2 separate regions of the Mus musculus genome follow, and region 2 is linked to region 1. Evidence: chromatin loops called from intact Hi-C (ENCODE). Cell type or tissue: left cerebral cortex. All regions are shown on one strand. Links, peaks and the distances in the headings refer to the core of each region. The heading gives the core; the rest is flanking DNA. Region 1 holds the start of Asf1b (anti-silencing function 1B histone chaperone). Region 2 holds the start of Mir1668 (microRNA 1668).

Region 1 (8,324 bases), core at 168-8,167:
GTACACTGTAGCTGTCTTCAGACACACCAGTAGAGGGTGTCAGATTTCATTACAGGTGGTTGTGAGTCACCATGTGGTTGCTGGTATTTGAACTCAGGACCTTCGGAAGAGCAGTCAGTGCTCTTAACCTGCTGAGCCATCTCACCAGCCCAGATTTCTGTTTTCAATCAGAAAATAATAATAATAATAATAAGACAAAGCCCAGTTCAAAACTAACAAAGTTCTGCAGCTGTAGCTCATTGTAGAGTGCTTGCCTAGCAAACCAAAGGACTAGGATTCCATTCCCCATAACTAGGAGATGGTGAGGGTCCTCAGATGTGATAGCCTCTACAAAGTAAAACCTTGTGTCAAAAAAAAAAAAAAAACAGGCTGGCAGGGCTGGAGAGCTGGCTCAGTGGGTACTGGGTGTGAGCACTTGGTGCTCTTGCAGAGATTGTTTTTAGCACTCATATGGTAGCTCACAGCTGTTTTCAGCTCCATTTCCAGAGGATCTAGTGCCCTCATCTGTCCTCTGTAGGCACCAGGCACACAAAGTGATATGTAGGCATATATACAGGTAAAATACTCATAACACACACACACACACAGAATTGTTGCAATGGTTTGGTGAATAATGGCACTTTCCTGATGGCCTGAGTTGGATCCCTGGGAGCCAGTTTCTACAATTTGTCCTCTGACTTCTGCATTCGAGCACACAAATAAAAATAAACAGGGGCTGGAAAGATGGCTTGATGTATAGGACCCTGGCTCAATTCTCAGCGCTCACAATACAGTTCACAGTCATCTGAAACTCCCACTTCCAAGAGATCTGACATGCTCTTCTGGCTTCTTTGTGTACCAAGCCTGCTACAGAGACATACATGTAGAAAAAACACTCATACATATATTTTTAAAAGTATCTAATAAATGCAATATACATGAGAAAACTAAGGCACAAAGAGGATGTGAGTAGCCTATGAGACTAACGAGTAGTAGATCCAGAGTATAAAAATAAGAAGGACCATATGAGATAAGGTGGTCTGAGGAACCTTCTGAGGACATTCCTGATAGTGGAGATGAGACAGCAAGTGATTACCCAGGGAAAACATAATCTACGCAAAGGGAACAGTAAGTGCGAAGCCCCAAAGCAGGACATCAGACTGGTGTTGAAAGAGAAGAAATAAAGCCAGCAAGGTTTTGAGTAGTGACAGGAAACTGGACAATGAGGGTGGTGAGGTTAGCCAGGGCCACCATGAAGGGCCTCTTGAACCATAGTAAAGATCTTAGGTTTCATTCTAAGCAGGATAAGCCTTTGAAGGTTTTAAGCAGAATAATAACATGATCTGGTTTATGGCTGAAGGTCATTCAGCTAGCTGTACCAAGAATGAAATGGACAGGACTTGCTTTATAAGTACCAGAGTATTGTGGCTAATAAGCTTTGCTGGGGTATGAAGAGGATGGGTGGAGGGATAAAGTAGCCCACAATGCAAACAGAGAGGAACAAACTTGGCTTATGTCTAGGAAATATATGGCAACTCCATCATTAATTCATCTTACTTTCTGAGACAATGCATTACTATATAGTTCAGGCTGGCCTCAAAATTGTGTACAATCCTATCTTTATCTTCTCAAGTGCTAAGACCTAACTACTTCATTTCAGTTCTGGGGCTAAATTGCCCCCCTTTTCCAGAGTCAGGATTTCTCTGTGTAGCCCAGGCTGCCCTGGAACTTGCTCTGTAGACCAGGCTGGCTTCAAACTCAGAGATTCACATGCATATGCCTCCTAAGTGCTGGGAATAAAGGTGTGCACCATCAACGGACAGACCAACTGACTGGCAGGCGAGCTTTTAAAGATGTAGTTGTTTTAGTTAACTTTTCTGTTGCTGAGAAACACAACAAAGGCAATTTATAAACAAAAATTTAATTTGGCTTAGAGTCCATGATGGTGGGAGTAGAAGCATGGTGGTAGGAAGAGCTGGGAGCTCACATCCTGAGTCACAAGCAGGAGGCAGAGAACATACAGAGAGAAAACCTGTTCCTAGTGATACACCACCTCCAAAAAGACCACACATCCTGAGCCTTCTTAAACAGTTCCACCATCTAGGAGCCAGGCACTCAAATATACAAGCATATGGGAGCCATTCTCATTTGAACCACCATACTTGGGAACAGTTGGGATTGAAGTACATGAACCCATAGTTTCTTTTTCCTTTTTTGTTCTTTTGGGGTGGGGGCACTGTGTATAGCTGGTTGTCCTGGAATGTCAGGAGTTCTCAAACTCACAGAGATCTTTCTGCTTCTGCCTCTTGAATGCTGAGATTAAAGGAGTGTGCCACTACACCCAGCTGTTTTTCTAAAGATTCATTTATTTTTATGTACTATTGTTTTGCTTGGCTATATGTATGCACAGCACATGACTGCCTAGTGTAATCAATGGTAAGAAGAGAGTTTTGGATCCCCTGGAGCTGAAGCTATCTATAGACGATTGTGAGTTGCCATGCCACCTGTAGGCTGGAAACCAAACTTGGGTCCTCTGGGGTTTCTTGTTTGGGTTTTGTTTTATTGTTTTTGTTGTTGTTGTTGTTTCAAGACAGTGTCTCTCTATGTTGTCTGGCTGTCCTGGAACTCAATCTGTAGACAAGGCTGGTCTCAAACTCACAGAGATCTGCCTGCCTCTTAATTGCTGAATAATTGTTCCAGCATTAAAATAAAAATCCTTAAATAATAAGGATATATATTCTTTTTTTTTTTTTTTTTTTTTTGGTTTTTCGAGACAGGGTTTCTCTGTATAGCCTTGGCTGTCCTGGAACTCACTTTGTAGACCAGGCTGGCCTCGAACTCAGAAATCTGCCTGCCTCTGCCTCCCGAGTGCTGGGATTAAAGGCGTGCACCACCACGCCCAGCTAAGAATATATATTCTTAAATATTATATACTTAAACAATATGAGTGCAGATGCTTACAGAGACCAGAGGACGGTATCAGATCCTTTGAAGCTAGAGCGGGTTGGAAGTCAGGTCCTCTGCAAGAGCAGTATACTCTTAAAGCACTGAACCACTTCTCTAGCCCTCAAATTCCTCATCTCACAAGAATGGCCTTGAACTCCTAACCTGCCTCCTAAGTGCTGAAATTACTGGCTTACATTTTCTTTTTTTTTTTAATATTTATTTATTTATTATATGTAAGTACACTGTAGCTGTCTTCAGACACACCAGAAGAGGGAGTCAGATCTTGTTACAGATGGTTGTAAGCCACCATGTGGTTGCTGGGATTTGAACTCAGGACCTTCAGAAGAGCAGTCGGGTGCTCTTACCTGCTGAGCCATCTCACCAGCCCCTTACATTTTCAACTATAAATTTTGTGAAATATAAAAGGTCAGATACCTCTTTCAAATAAAAGTGGACAGTCCCATGCTAGGTTACAGACCTGTTTGAAATGTGAAACACATACAGGATCCCAAAGACTTCTCAATGAGTAAAAAGGTGCAGGATAGCTCATTGGTGTTTTTAGAATGGTCATATTTGAAATGATTATTTTTGTCCTATTTAGTTAAGTGTCTATTAAAAATCATATTCATTGCTTCTTGGCCTTTTTGCATTGGCCAAGTATGAAAACTAATTTACTTACTTCCCCAAACTCACTGTGTAGATCAGGCTGGCCCACAGAAGTCTGCCTACCTCTGAGTCCTGAGATTAATGGCACGCATCTACCTTTCCATTTTGTTTTAACCTTTAAAAGATGTGATTGGTAAAGGTTGTGTAAGAAGCTATGACAGGGTATAAAGAACCAGAAAGTAAGGAGAAAAGGTAAGTTTCACAGACAGCGGCAGTTAACTGGTTTGGTTTTGGATCAGGGTTTCTCTGTGTAGCCCTGGCTGTCCTAGAACTTGCTCTGCAGACCAGGCTGGCCTCGAACTCACAGGTCCACCTGCCTCTGCCTCCCGTGTGCTGGGATAAAAAGCGTGCGTCACCGAGCCCGGGCTGAAAGACAGAGTGCAGAGGCAGGATTCAAACCCTGGTCTGTCCACGAACCAGAACTCCCTTCGGACTGAGACTCGATCCTGTATCCCCTCTCATCGCTACGCCATCTTGTCTCAGGGGTGATCTAAACCTTCTCGACAGTCTCCTCGACCATGATTTTCAAAGGTAGGAACCCCTCAGGGTAGTCCCCAGAAACGCTCACCTGCTGACAGCCGCCTAAACCGCCCAGGCCACTCTCTCCTCCTTAAAGCTTTTCACTGTGAGGGTGTGCGATTTCCACAGCTCTCCAGCCCGGCGTTCCTCACGCCCACCATAATAGCCAATCACGTCTCAGAAACCCGCTTACGGCCACGCCCACGATCGATACTCAATCACTGCGAGTGCGAGTGCCGTCTTCTCAGCGCGTTTTAGTGAGAGTCGCGCGCCACCGTTCGGCCGTTGGTGGCGCTGCTCTCTGTGAGGTGCGTCTACCGGAAAAGCGGAACGAGGGGCGGGGGATGCCGGTGCGGTAACCCTTGGGATTGGACAAGAGAAGTTCCGCGCTCTAACTCCGCCCACCCCGGAGCGAGCTATTCCAGTCGGAGACTCCAGGGATTGGTTCCCGATAGACCTTTACGAAGCTAAGAGATTAACGTTCCGCCTCCTGGGGCCCGTGAAGAGGGAGCTTCTCTGATTGGTCTGAGGGTCCAGGCGCGCGCCTGAAGACGCCTCGAGATTGGCTGATGGCTCGCGCCGTCATCGGTCCTTAGCGGCGATTGGCTGGAAGGCGGAGCCGGCTATTTGAAGGGAGCGCGCTGAGCGGAGGAGCGCTTCAGAGGGAAGAGTTGGGAGACGCAGGGAGGTTTCCGTCCTGTCGTCCCCCCCTTCTTCTCTGTCGCAAGTCACTGTGAAGAAGTCTCCACAGCAGCTGCGGCTCCCGGGCGCGGTGATGGCCAAGGTGTCGGTGCTGAATGTGGCTGTGCTGGAGAACCCGAGCCCTTTCCACAGCCCCTTCCGGTTCGAGATCAGCTTCGAATGCAGTGAGGCCCTGTCTGACGGTGAGGCCGGGCCTGAGCCGGGGACCCCAGACCCTCCTGCCCTCGGGGTTTCGCCACCCCCAATCTCCCGGGGCCAACTAGATCTCCCATTAGATACGCCTCCATGGCCCAGCTCCGGTCTCTCGGTGGAGCCGGCTCTGTCCAGTGTACATTGTCTGGTGGAGGCCTCGTCACCCTTCGTCTTGCACCGCTTGTCCTTGTACGCTTTCCCTGGAGACCCGCAGCCACGCCTTTTCCCTATGGCTAGACCCCGCGTTGATGCCCTTCCTCCTAAGAAACCATCCACGTGTCCTATGGAATCCCAACCTCCAGTCCCGTCCCCCCCCCTTTTCCTTGTGGGTATCTTTTCCTACAAAGCAGCCAGACTCTTCTGTTGCCCTGTCCGCCCATGTCAAGACCTTCTTCACCCCATGGCTCCCAAAAACCCCCTCCCCAGACAACTCCAGATTTGTCCCCCACAACTCCTGCTTGCCAACCGTAACAACATGGTGTTGCCTATAAGCCTTCTTCCTTTAGGTTAGTCCCAGATCCTATGTCTGAGCTCCCTCTGAGGAGAGATGGGGGCTTCTGACTCCAGGCTTTGTAGGTAACTTGGTCTCCCCAGCTCCTGGTCTGGGTGAATGTCCTGAGGTGAGGGGTGCCACAGCCAGGCAGGCCTCTTCCAGTTTCTGAGATTTCTACTAGCTGCCAGCTAACTCAGTGCAAGGAACCCCTCATCCCTTTTGATGGGCTGACCTTGTCTGGGGAGTGGGTGGACTGACCAAACAGGGATGGGATCCAACTTCCATCAACTGGGAGGCCACGGGCTTTTGTGGATCTTTCACAGAATGACTTAATTCATCTGTGGGACATAAAGGTGGACATGGCTCTCATCACACAGATGAGAGAACAAGAGCCATAAAGAGCAAAAGACTTTCAAATAAATCCATGAACATGTAAACTGTGAAGTCACTTTGGATTCTCAGCTCCCCAGCAAAAGGCAAGTCCTGTTTTCAGAGGACCTGCTTTCAACACTCCACGAGACCATTTCTCTACTGAGTGTTGAAAGGATGTAGCAGCTGAGGAGGTGGAGCTCTGAGAGCCTAGGCTGTGGCAACTAGTGCCTCTTGGTGGCTGTTGGTGGTATTCAGTTAAGGCCAGCCACTCCTGTTCACTTGGAGCTGCTATGTGTGTGCTTGGGGTGGGTCAGTGGCTCAGCCTCTCCCTAGTTTCTTACCCCTTAAGTTTAAATGAATCTACTTATGACTAACTATAGAATAAGCTGGGTTAAATCCTTACTGGAACAAGGCAGGGTGTAAATAAATAAATAAAAGGTAGAGTAACAGTGTGGAATACGATTTATTTGGAAGCCAAGAGGAGATATAAGGAGCTGATAGATTAAGGGATTCACAGTTCCCAGATGCTGAGAGATCAGGTTTCAATCAGTCTGTTTGTGCTCCTTGCATTTAAAAATGGTTGCATGGTCATTGCCTAGTATTACTTTTATTCCTTATTTATAGAACCAGAACAGCGAGGCTAGAGTCAGCCTGTTGGTCATGTTTTAATAGGAGCAGGGTGATTTTTCCAAGTCAGCCAGATAGTAGTAGAAGCATTATCATTGAAGTTTGTCTCTGAGTTCTGAGTCCAGATTGTTTTTATTTATTTATTTTTTTTTTTAGTTTAATTTGTGGGTGTGGGCCAGAGAAACTGCAAGTGGTCTTTCTCAATTGCTGTCCACCTTTTTTTGTTTTGTTTTGTTTTGTTTTTTGTTTTTTGTTTTTTCCAGACAGGGTTTCTCTGTATAGTCTTGGCTGTCCTGGGACTCACTTTGTAGACCAGGCTGGCCTCGAACTCAGAAATCCGCCTGTCTCTGCCTCCCAAGTGCTGGGATTAAAGGTGTGCGCCACCACTGCCTGGCCACCTTTTTATTTTTATTTTATTTTATTTTTTGTGTGTATGTTTTGTCTACATGTATTTATGCCACCACTTGAGTGCCTGATAGCCACATAGTTCAGAAGGAGTTGGGTATTCTAGAACTTGAGTTACAGGCTTGTGAGTCTCCATGGAGGTGTTAGGAATCTTACCTGGCCTCTAGAAGAGCAGCCAATGCTCTTAACCATGGGCTGTCTCTCTAGCCTTGTCCTACTTAAAAGACAGTGTCTCTGTAAAGCCTGGAGCTACAATACTGGTAGTCTGGCTGTCTAGTAAGCCAGGGATCCACCATCTTATTCTCTTCAGTAATGGGGTTTTCTTTCCTTTTCTTTTTGTTCTTTGAAACAGGGTCTCACTATATAGTTCTGGCTGATCTAGAACTTACTCTGTAGACTAGGAGGGCCTTGAAGTCAAAGATCTGCTTGTCTCTGCCTCCCCAGTGCTGGGATTCAAAGTGTACACCTCCACATGTGACCTCATTCCTTTCTTTTTTATTTTTGTGTCTATGTTGGCGGTGGCATATGCATGGGAGCCCCTGGAAGGCAGAGACAACTGATCCTCTATAGCTGATTTGAGATTCCCGACATGGGTGTTGGGAGTCAAACCTGGATCTTAAAGGTCAATACTGGATTCTAGCCTTGAACTATCTCTCCAGTACCCTGAATTCAGGTTCTTTTTTTTTTTTTTTTTTTTTTTTTTTTTTTAAAGGTTTATTTATTTATTATATGTAAGTACATTGTAGCTGTCTTCAGACACTCCAGAAGAGGGTGTCAGATCTTGTTACAGGTGGTTGTGAGCCACCATGTGGTTGCTGGGATTTGAACTCCGGACCTTCGGAAGAGCAGTCGGGTGCTCTTACCCACTGACCCATCTCACCAGCCCCTGAATTCAGGTTCTTAAAACACTTATCTGCTGAGACATCTAGCCAGATTCCTTTTCTGAAGCCAGAAGACGTCAGATTACCTGAACTGGAATTAGAGACAGTTGTGAGCCACTGTGTGGGTGCTCTGGATCAAACCTGGGTCCTCTGCAAGTGTTCTGAAATGCGCCAGGCATTGTGGCGCACACCTTTAATCCCAGCACTCGGGAGGCAGAGGCAGGCAGATTTCTGAGTTCGAGGACAGCCTGGTCTACAGAGTGAGTTCCAGGACATCTGGGGCTACACAGAGAAACCCTGTCTGGAAAAACCAAAAAAAAAAAAAAAAAAAAAAAAATGCTGAGCCATCTCCCCAGACCCTACTTGCAAGTTTTATTTAATTTTAACCTCTTTATTTTTTGTGGGGGTGGTAGGAGTCCTATGTGTGGTGGTGTCTTTTATTTCTGTGTTAGAAATCAGAACTACACACATGCTAAACAGTTGTCCTGCCATTGAGCTGTATCATCAGCTCAACAGGCTATTTTAGGAGACCATATTAAGAA
Region 2 (8,324 bases), core at 325-8,324, 230 kb before region 1:
GCCTTGCCCTGTTTTTTCGGCCCCGCCTGGGTTCTGAGGGAGTGGGGCTGGAGTGTCAGGTCCCCTCAGGATGGGTGGGACCTATGCTGTAAGGATCACTGCCCCCAGATGGTGGAAACAGCTTTCTTTCTGTCCCCATAGGTTTCTGTGTTCTTTGGAGGCCTCTCCATTAAGAAGGATGAAGATGTGTTGAAGAAGAACTGTCCTCATGTTGTGGTGGGGACACCAGGCCGGATCCTGGCACTTGTGCGGAGCAGGAGCCTCAACCTGAGGAATGTGAAGCACTTTGTGCTAGATGAATGTGACAAGATGCTGGAACAGCTGGGTGAGCATCCTACTGTCCTGTCCAGCTGGTTTCCCACTCATAGAGTCACAGCCGTTTTCTAGGGGGCCTGATAGGGCAGGCAGAGGTGGCTCTTATAGTGGGTCACATGGGTGGCCAGAACTCAGGGTTTCTAGGAGAAGCCTAAGGGGAATTCTGAGGTTACAGAGTATGTGCTGCTTCTGGACCCTAGGCCCCATGAGCTGCCAGCCCTTTAGGGAATCTAGAGGAGTAGAGTGGCCTCAGCCACCATCAGGGGCTGGGAGAGATGGGCATGTGTCCTGGGAAGCAGCTGCAGCTCTCACGCCAGTGGCTGTCTCTGCCTCAGGCTCCCTTTCCTGAAGCGTGGCTCAAGGCGCACTGGCAGCCGCTCCATGCTGGCAGCGAGTAAGTGGACCGCAGCTCCTCCCATGCTTGCGCTCCCGCCCATCCGAGCCCAGCCCCTCAGGCAGCGGGGACACCCCTGGGCCCACTCCACCACGGCTATGGTGCCAGTGTTGTCCGGTCCAGGTTGGGAAGGGCTGGTTCCTCTCTGCTGTGGGTCTGCTCAGTCAGACAAGACACTCAGGCTTGCGATTTGTTGGCATCCCATCCAGACATGCGCCGGGATGTACAGGAGATCTTTCGTCTGACACCCCACGAGAAGCAGTGTATGATGTTCAGCGCCACCCTGAGCAAGGAGATCCGGCCAGTCTGCAGGAAGTTCATGCAGGATGTGAGTAGGGTGACGCCCCAGCTGGCTGGCTGCCTGCCCACCGTGGCCAACACCTCAGCGCAGCAGCTTTGGCCCTCTCTGATGGGCTGGGCCACTCTGCGACAAGCACACTGCTCTCATGGCCTGGAGGATGCTAGGAGGCTTCGCCGGCCTCCTTCCTTCCCCTGGTTTGTCAAACTGGGAGCTGAGTGGTCCACACCTGAGCCAGAGGCAGAGCTTACATCCGGCTTTTGGGAGAGAATTGTTTACTGAGGTTGGGTGCAACAGGCCCTCTGGGAATCATCAATACAGAGGAGCTGCTCTCTGGAAGGTTCCGGGCACATGAGACGCCCAGAAGTGAGCCCTACTCGCCCCTTCCTGCTTCCCTCCCCACACAGCCTATGGAGGTGTTTGTGGACGACGAGACCAAGCTCACACTGCATGGGCTGCAGCAGTATTACGTCAAGCTCAAGGACAGTGAGAAGAACCGTAAGCTCTTCGACCTCCTCGACGTGCTAGAGTTTAACCAGGTGATGCTTCCTTCCTTCCTTCCTTCCACACCAAGATATGGGCCTGTGGGGTGATTATCTATGCGCCTAAACACCCTTCTTCTTCAGGTGGTGATCTTTGTCAAGTCTGTGCAACGCTGCATGGCCCTGGCCCAGCTCCTAGTGGAGCAGAATTTCCCAGCTATCGCTATTCACCGAGGCATGGCCCAGGAGGAGCGGTGAGTGCATGAGTGAGTGATGTCCACCAGGGCCAAGGCTGCTCACACCTGGGACTCGGGTTTAATGCCTCTGCTTGTCTCCCGCTCTAGCCTGTCCCGATACCAGCAGTTCAAGGACTTCCAGCGACGAATCCTGGTGGCTACTAATCTGTTTGGCAGAGGTATGGACATTGAGCGAGTCAACATTGTCTTCAACTATGACATGCCAGAGGACTCAGACACCTACCTTCACCGAGTGAGCGCCTCCTCCCAGTGTGGGCGGGCTCAGGACCTCCCCCACCCTTCTCAGATCCTCAGGAGTGACTGTCTCCTGACCATCTCTCTGCAGGTGGCTCGTGCTGGTCGCTTTGGTACCAAGGGCCTGGCAGTCACTTTTGTATCGGATGAAAATGATGCCAAAATCCTTAATGATGTTCAGGACCGGTTTGAAGTGAATGTAGCTGAGCTTCCAGAGGAAATAGATATCTCCACATACAGTGAGTACCTGGAGCCACTCAGGGCAGGAGCGGGGCTTCAGGAGCAAAGGCCCTCTATCCTCACTCACTGTGTCTTTCTTGTCTTTACAGTTGAGCAGAGCCGGTAACCGTATGTGTAGCCAGGGCAACATGGCCACTCTCTTTCCCACCTGCTGCTTCAGAACCTCTTTCTAGGTGACAAATCGATGTCTCTTTTTATTGTTCCAAAGCTTTAGTGATGTAAGAATAAACTTTTATTGTGAATGCATGGCTCCAGCCCCATCCCTTTCGGTCAACATCTCATGGGGTTGGGTCAAGCCAGCAAACTTCTCACCAGCAAACGTGCCATCTTTTTTATCAATATGATATTTAATTTTGTGTGTCAACATTGAAAGGTTTACAGGTTAAAAAAATTACAAAACCTAGTCTTTAGCTGTGAGACCTTCTGCCCTGGATGTGGAGCAGCGAGGCCTCTGTACCGTGAGCCTCAGCAGCAGGCGGGCTTCAGTGGCTGACGTGGCATCCACAGTCTTAGCTTAAGGAAACTGAACCCAGCACCCTGGCAAAGAGCCCAGGTCTCAAGGGCTCTTCCCTTTGTCCTAGGACTGCCTGCCTCGTGTACCAGGCAGTGGGCTGCAGGTCTGGGCTGGCTGCATTCTGTTTCTCTGGTAGGCAGTAGCTGTGGTGAGGCAGAGACAACCAGAAGCAGGACCAGCGACCCCTTGCCCCGTGGCAGGGCTCATTGCTGGGTTTGCATCCCTTCTTTATATGAAGTGGGGTCAAAGGCCGAAAGGTGGCAGGAACAGAAGGCAGAATGACAGCCGTGAGTATGTGCTGCTGTCCTTCATGGAACTCGCCTTCACATCCCTGATTCTGAGGACCTGAGAGCCTGCAGAGAAGGAGGCCTTTGAGGCTGAGCTCACCTAGGCCTGCCCTCCCAGCCCCACTGCAGGCCAGCCCCTTACCCGTGTTTGGCTGGTGCCAGTGCCTGTTGTGGAAGAGTTGAACTCTGTGTACTTGCTCCCAGTGACCATGCAGGCCCATTTCCAGTACTCTTCCCTCACCTGTGAACACAAGGCACCAGGTTATGGGGAAAAAAGGAGCTGGGCTAGGGACTCAGGCCTGGCCCTGCCTCCTCCCACCCTGGGCTCTTCCATAGCCAGCTCTGGTCAGCCTACCTTTTTGTTGAGCAGGCAGAGCATCACATAGAGGAATAGGCCCTGCAGGCAGTTGAGCAGGGTAAAGATGTAGGATAGCCATGTGCTATGGGGGTTGAAGAGGAACAGGCCGAAGCCCCAGGTGCAGCCCAGCACAAGGAGCTGGGCGATGGAGGTGATGGTCAGCACCCTGTGGGGGTGGACAACTGTAGCAAACAGCCCGGTCTCCAGCCCTTGCCCCAAAGCCTCCTTCCCTGCCCCTCTCACCTCGCCTTCCTTAACTTCTTCATGTTTGGGTTGATTTCAGAAAACTTCTTTGTGAGCTTCCAGACAGTGATCACGAAAATGGCAGCATTGCACTGAGTGGGGATCATGGTCTCGGGTTATAGGGCTGCAAGGAGTTAGCAGTCTGGCTGCTCAGGCCTCCAGTGCCCAGAGAGTACTTACGAAAATGATGAAGGCCACGGGTCCCGAAAAGCTCCAGAGAAAGCCCTGCTTCCTAAAGTCCAGCCAGCAGCTTGGGGAGGAGAAGGTGCCCCATCAGTCAGTGCCCCAGCCCTGGCCCCGCCCAGCCTGGGCCTCACTTCAGTACACTCACTATGTTGCATGCCCATAGCCATCCATTTTGACAACTGCCATTGAGATGGCCACGATGAGGAGGGGCACCCCGTAGCCAATCAGGCAGCGTTGCCATGTACTCAGGCCTTGGCCCTGGAACACACGCACCACCAGGAAGTAGAGCTCCACGCCCTCCAGTGCCATCCAGCAGAAGGCGGCCAGGAAGCAGAAATGCAGCATCACGGCCACCAGGCGGCAGCGCAGGCCCACCTGTGGGATGGAGAGTTAGGAAGAATCAGTGCCCGGTAGGACCACTGGGCTTCAAAGCCTCATGCCCCAGCAGCGGGGCTCCATCAGGTTCTGGCTCCACACTGAGCCCCAGCTGGGCCTTACTCCTAGGACTTAACTCCATGCTCTGGAACTTACCTCACCCCCTTCATTCTCCACGCCGACCAGGAATATGATTGAGCCCAGGAAGAGGCAGATGCACAGGTGCAGGTGCACCATGGTTCGAGAGCTCTGGATGGGCTTCACCAGCAGGAAGGTCAGGATGCACAGCAGCAGGCAGATCAGGGACAACAACAGCCCCACCTTGGTGATCAATTCCAGCCTTGGGTCCTAGGAGCAGGCAACCAGGATGAGTGGTGTGCCCTCACACCCCTCCTACCTATGATCCTGCATCCTGTCTTGGACTACAGGGCCAACTGGCTAATTCAAGCTGACCATGTGGCCCAGGTAATAGCCATGTTCAGGAAGCTACACTACCTGGAACAATCTACACAGGGCCTTTTATTTGCAGGGGAGGAGGGTTGCCGGGTGAAGTATCTGTTGTCACTGTGCTTTCTGGAGATGGAACTCGGGTTATTAGGTTGGCTACCTGCAGGCACCTTTACTCACTGACCCATCTCATCTGCCCAGACTGGTGTGCTTTTAGCAGTTCTTGACAGTTGTGCAGTGACTCAGACAAGAGGCCTGCATCCATCAGCTACTGGGTCATAAAGAGGATTCCAGGGGAGGAGCTAAAAAGCAAGGCATGGGGCCATCCAAAGGAGCCTGCTTGAACAACACCCTTGAGTGGAGACCATGCTCCTGCCTAGCACACCTGGCTACCTGTGGGTCTAGAGCTTACCGCTTACCTGCACATGGTACTGAGCCATTAGGATGGCAAAGCTGGTCAGGTGGTTGCAGTGGCAGAAGCCAGTGCCATTCATTGAGCAGCCGTCGGTGTCCCAGTACCCATTCCCGTTGTGGGCTTTCCAGAAGGCACATATCAGCTCATGACGTGGCTCAATTGACTCCACCTGTGGGCAGATAGGTGGTGAGGGTGTCGGAAGCACACTTTGAGCACACTTAGGGCCAGTCTGGGGGAGCTGAGAACCTTGCTTTTGGCTACATAAGTATCTACTTTGTGCTCAGAGAGCATGAGGAGCCAGCAACTGAACAACAGGACACCAGCCCTTGCCCTGAGCTGAAACATCACAAGCAGTAGCAGGTAATAAATGCCAAGGAAATTAAAAGAGCCAGCGGGAATGGTTGCCTACAGATTGTAATTTAAAAACAAAAACTAGGTTTATTGGATGTCCTCAGTCTATGTATACTATCTCATACACTCCAGGCTGCCTCAAACAGCAAAGAGTTACAGAGACAAAGTTTGGAGCTGAGACGAAAAGATGGACCATCTAGAAACTGCCATATCCAGGGATCCATCCCATAATCAGCTTCCACACGCTGACACCATTGCATACACTAGCAAGATTTTGTTAGAAGGACCCAGATATGGCTGTCTCTTGTGAGACTATGCCAGGGCCTGGCAAACACAGAAGTGGATGCTCATAGTCAGCTATTGGATGGATCACGGGCCCCCAATGAAGGAGCTAGGGAAAGTACTCAAGCTGCTGAAGGGATCTGCAATCCTATAGGAGGAACAACAATATGAACTATCCAATAACCCCTGGAGCTCGTGTCTCTAGCTGCATATGAATCAGAAGATGGCCTAGTCGGCTATCAGTGGAAAGAGAGGCCCATTGGTCGTGAAAACTTTATATGCCTCAGTACAGGGGAACACCAGGGCCAAGAAGTGGGAGTGGGTGGGTAGGGGAATGGGTGGGGGAGTGTGTGGGGGACTTTTGGGATAGCATTGGAAATGTAATTGAAATAAATACCCAATAAAAAATATGGAAAAAAAAACTGGTTTCTACTACCATGTAGGTCCCAACTCAGGCTGGGAATTAAATTAAGGTTTGGTGAAACCGTGGGAGCTGGGAATTGAACTCACGACCTCTGGAAGAGCAATCAGTGCTCTTAACCACTGAGCCATCTCCCCACCCCTTTTAAAACATTTTATGATACTGAAGACCAAACCTTACCATGCCAGGTAAGCATTCCACCATTGAGTCAACTACTGGCCTTGCCTCACAGTTACTTATCTGTTTGCTCATTCATTCATTCAATTCAGCAGTACTAGGGGCTGAACCCAGGGACTTTCTGAATGCCAACCAACTGTAGCACTGAGTTTGAAAACAAGGTCTTGCCAAGTTGCTCAGGTGGGCCTTAACTTCACTCCAGGCAGGCTTTGAACCTTGAATTTCCTGCCTCCCAGCAATTGAGAGGAAAATGTCTGTGCCACAACACCCAGCTCAGATTTTATTTCTTTTTTTATCTATTTAGTTTTGTTTTTTGCTGTTTTATTTTTTGGGACAGAGTCTTTATGAGCTTTATCCTGAATTTCTGTAGACCATGCTGGCCTCAAACTCAGAGAGCCTCCCAAGTACTAGAATTAAAAGCATGTGTCACCACACACACCCCACAGCTGTGATTTTAAATTTTTTATGTATTTTTAGTGTTTTTTATTACATTTATTTTGTGTGTGTGTTGGAGGAAGGAGTCAGAATAACTTTGGGAGTTAGTTCTCTCGTACCATGTAGGTCAAGAGGCGCTGCCCTGACTTTTGACTTTGGTTAGGGGGTGAGCCACAGAGCATCCCCACCCCTCCCCTCTCTCCAGTTGGAGGACTCACAGAAGTAAAGTCGAACTTGAACGTGACATTCGAGGCGAGCTTTTCAGTGTTCGTGTTGGTCAGGAAGACAGAATTGATGTTTGAGAGAAGCTTAAGTGAGACACTCGGAATCGGGCTTCCATAGAAGTCCTCCAAGGAGGCCCTTCTCTGCTCCAAGTTCAGCGGGGTGTTGCCCAGCAGCTTTTCCATGTTTGGGCTGGACAGGATGCCTGCCACCGAGGAGCCTGGGGGCAGACATGAAGGCTCAACTCCTGTCCCCTCTCTGTACTCCTCCCAGTGGGCTGGTGTCTCCCTGTCCTCTCCAGACCTCACCCTGGTTTCCCTGGCAGGCGCCCTCTCTGGACCCCTACCATTTTCTGAGATTTTGGCTCCAGCTGTCACAGCCCAGTCCAGCTCCATCCAAGTTTGGCCGTGGTGCACTGTGGTAACATCTTTGTTGTCTTGCTCCTTCACCATCAGGGACAGTTCTGAAGAGACAGGGACATGATTGGGGGAACCAAGGATGGTTCCTGGGGTGGGGCAGGAAGAAGGCTTACCAGTATTTGAAGGGGACGTGTAGGTGAAGGGGCCTTTGGGTAAAAACTGAGCCAAGGTCCGAAGGCTTTGTTCCAGGTTCGAGAGCAACTGGGCAGCTACTTGTTGGGTTTCAGTCTCCATGGGGTCTTCCAGCAGCTTGTCCACAGCCTCGATGAGTTTCTGGGGTAATGAGTGACAGAGTTGCTAAGGTTTTGAACCACAGAAACTAAATGAAGGACCCTGACCACTCTGCCTACCAGCAGACACTGGAGAGCCACGCGGGCTCCCTGGGGAGTCAGCTGGCGGGATGCAGTAAGACTTACACAGTAGCCAGAAAACAAGGAGGTGAAGTTTATGACCCTGTGCATCTGCATGTCACAACAGCACGTAAACAACAGTAGGCACAGGGACTGCCAAGGCTCTGCTGAGCCATGCCCCCCCCCAGCCCTCACTGGGGATTCTAGACTGGTGCTCTTCCATTATGACCTTGGGCTTCTGCTCTTCCTGCCTCTACCTGCTGGAGTCACAGGCATGTCATCGATGTCTAACTCAGGAACTTGAGATCCTTCTTAAGGCCCCAAGCAGAGTGGGCCATCATGCTCTGCTTAATTCCAATCTTAACTGCCCCAGTCACTGCCATTATAACCCTTGTGTAGTAGCCACACACATGGCTGCACATGTCAGATCCATGTGCCCCAAACCAGAAATACTGCTCGGACGGATAGAATGCTGTCAGTCTGCCCTGAAGCCTGTGACATGTTCCACGATGCACCAGGGTCCCAAGTGTCTCCCTCACCTGGATGGTGTAGTTGACCGTGGCTGGATTGAAGTCACGGAGCAGATTCTGGACTTCAACAGAGAATCTCAAGAGAGTCTGGG

What was found. A loop is a pair of places that touch in the nucleus more often than their neighbours do. Peaks named below come from ENCODE experiments on the same cell type or tissue, not always from the same donor. Only the 100,000 strongest peaks of a DNase experiment are listed, where the experiment ranks them.
Region 2: a loop joins it to region 1, with 4 times the contacts of the local background. A loop is called at or near these places in 10 of 42 quality-filtered maps.

What each region holds. Positions count from the first base shown.
Region 1 is chr8:83,950,944-83,959,267 of GRCm38, forward strand. Asf1b (anti-silencing function 1B histone chaperone) reads left to right here and starts at 4,751. Exons shown (of 4, transcript NM_024184.2): 1 at 4,751-4,994. The coding sequence starts at 4,886. It overlaps Gm10644 (predicted gene 10644), which reads right to left and starts at 4,390. Exons shown (of 5, transcript NR_169070.1): 1 at 4,160-4,390. In left cerebral cortex, for the core only: CTCF peaks have their summits at 3,205 (motif pointing right), 4,378, 4,585 and 6,096; DNase peaks (open chromatin) are centred at 4,539 and 6,084; H3K4me3 peaks cover 1,327 bases; H3K27ac peaks cover 323 bases.
Region 2 is chr8:83,720,816-83,729,139 of GRCm38, forward strand. It overlaps Ddx39a (DEAD box helicase 39a), which reads left to right. Exons shown (of 11, transcript NM_197982.3): 5 at 142-325; 6 at 919-1,037; 7 at 1,415-1,546; 8 at 1,634-1,743; 9 at 1,834-1,978; 10 at 2,072-2,219; 11 at 2,310-2,536. The coding sequence ends at 2,326. Adgre5 (adhesion G protein-coupled receptor E5) reads right to left here. Exons shown (of 20, transcript NM_011925.2): 9 at 8,242-8,319; 10 at 7,466-7,625; 11 at 7,280-7,396; 12 at 6,930-7,153; 13 at 5,050-5,214; 14 at 4,340-4,531; 15 at 3,954-4,183; 16 at 3,803-3,872; 17 at 3,623-3,714; 18 at 3,377-3,545; 19 at 3,164-3,262; 20 at 2,436-3,087. The coding sequence ends at 3,058. It overlaps Mir1668 (microRNA 1668), which reads right to left and starts at 3,169; the gene lies at 3,063-3,169. In left cerebral cortex, for the core only: a CTCF peak has its summit at 4,162 (motif pointing right); a DNase peak (open chromatin) is centred at 4,133.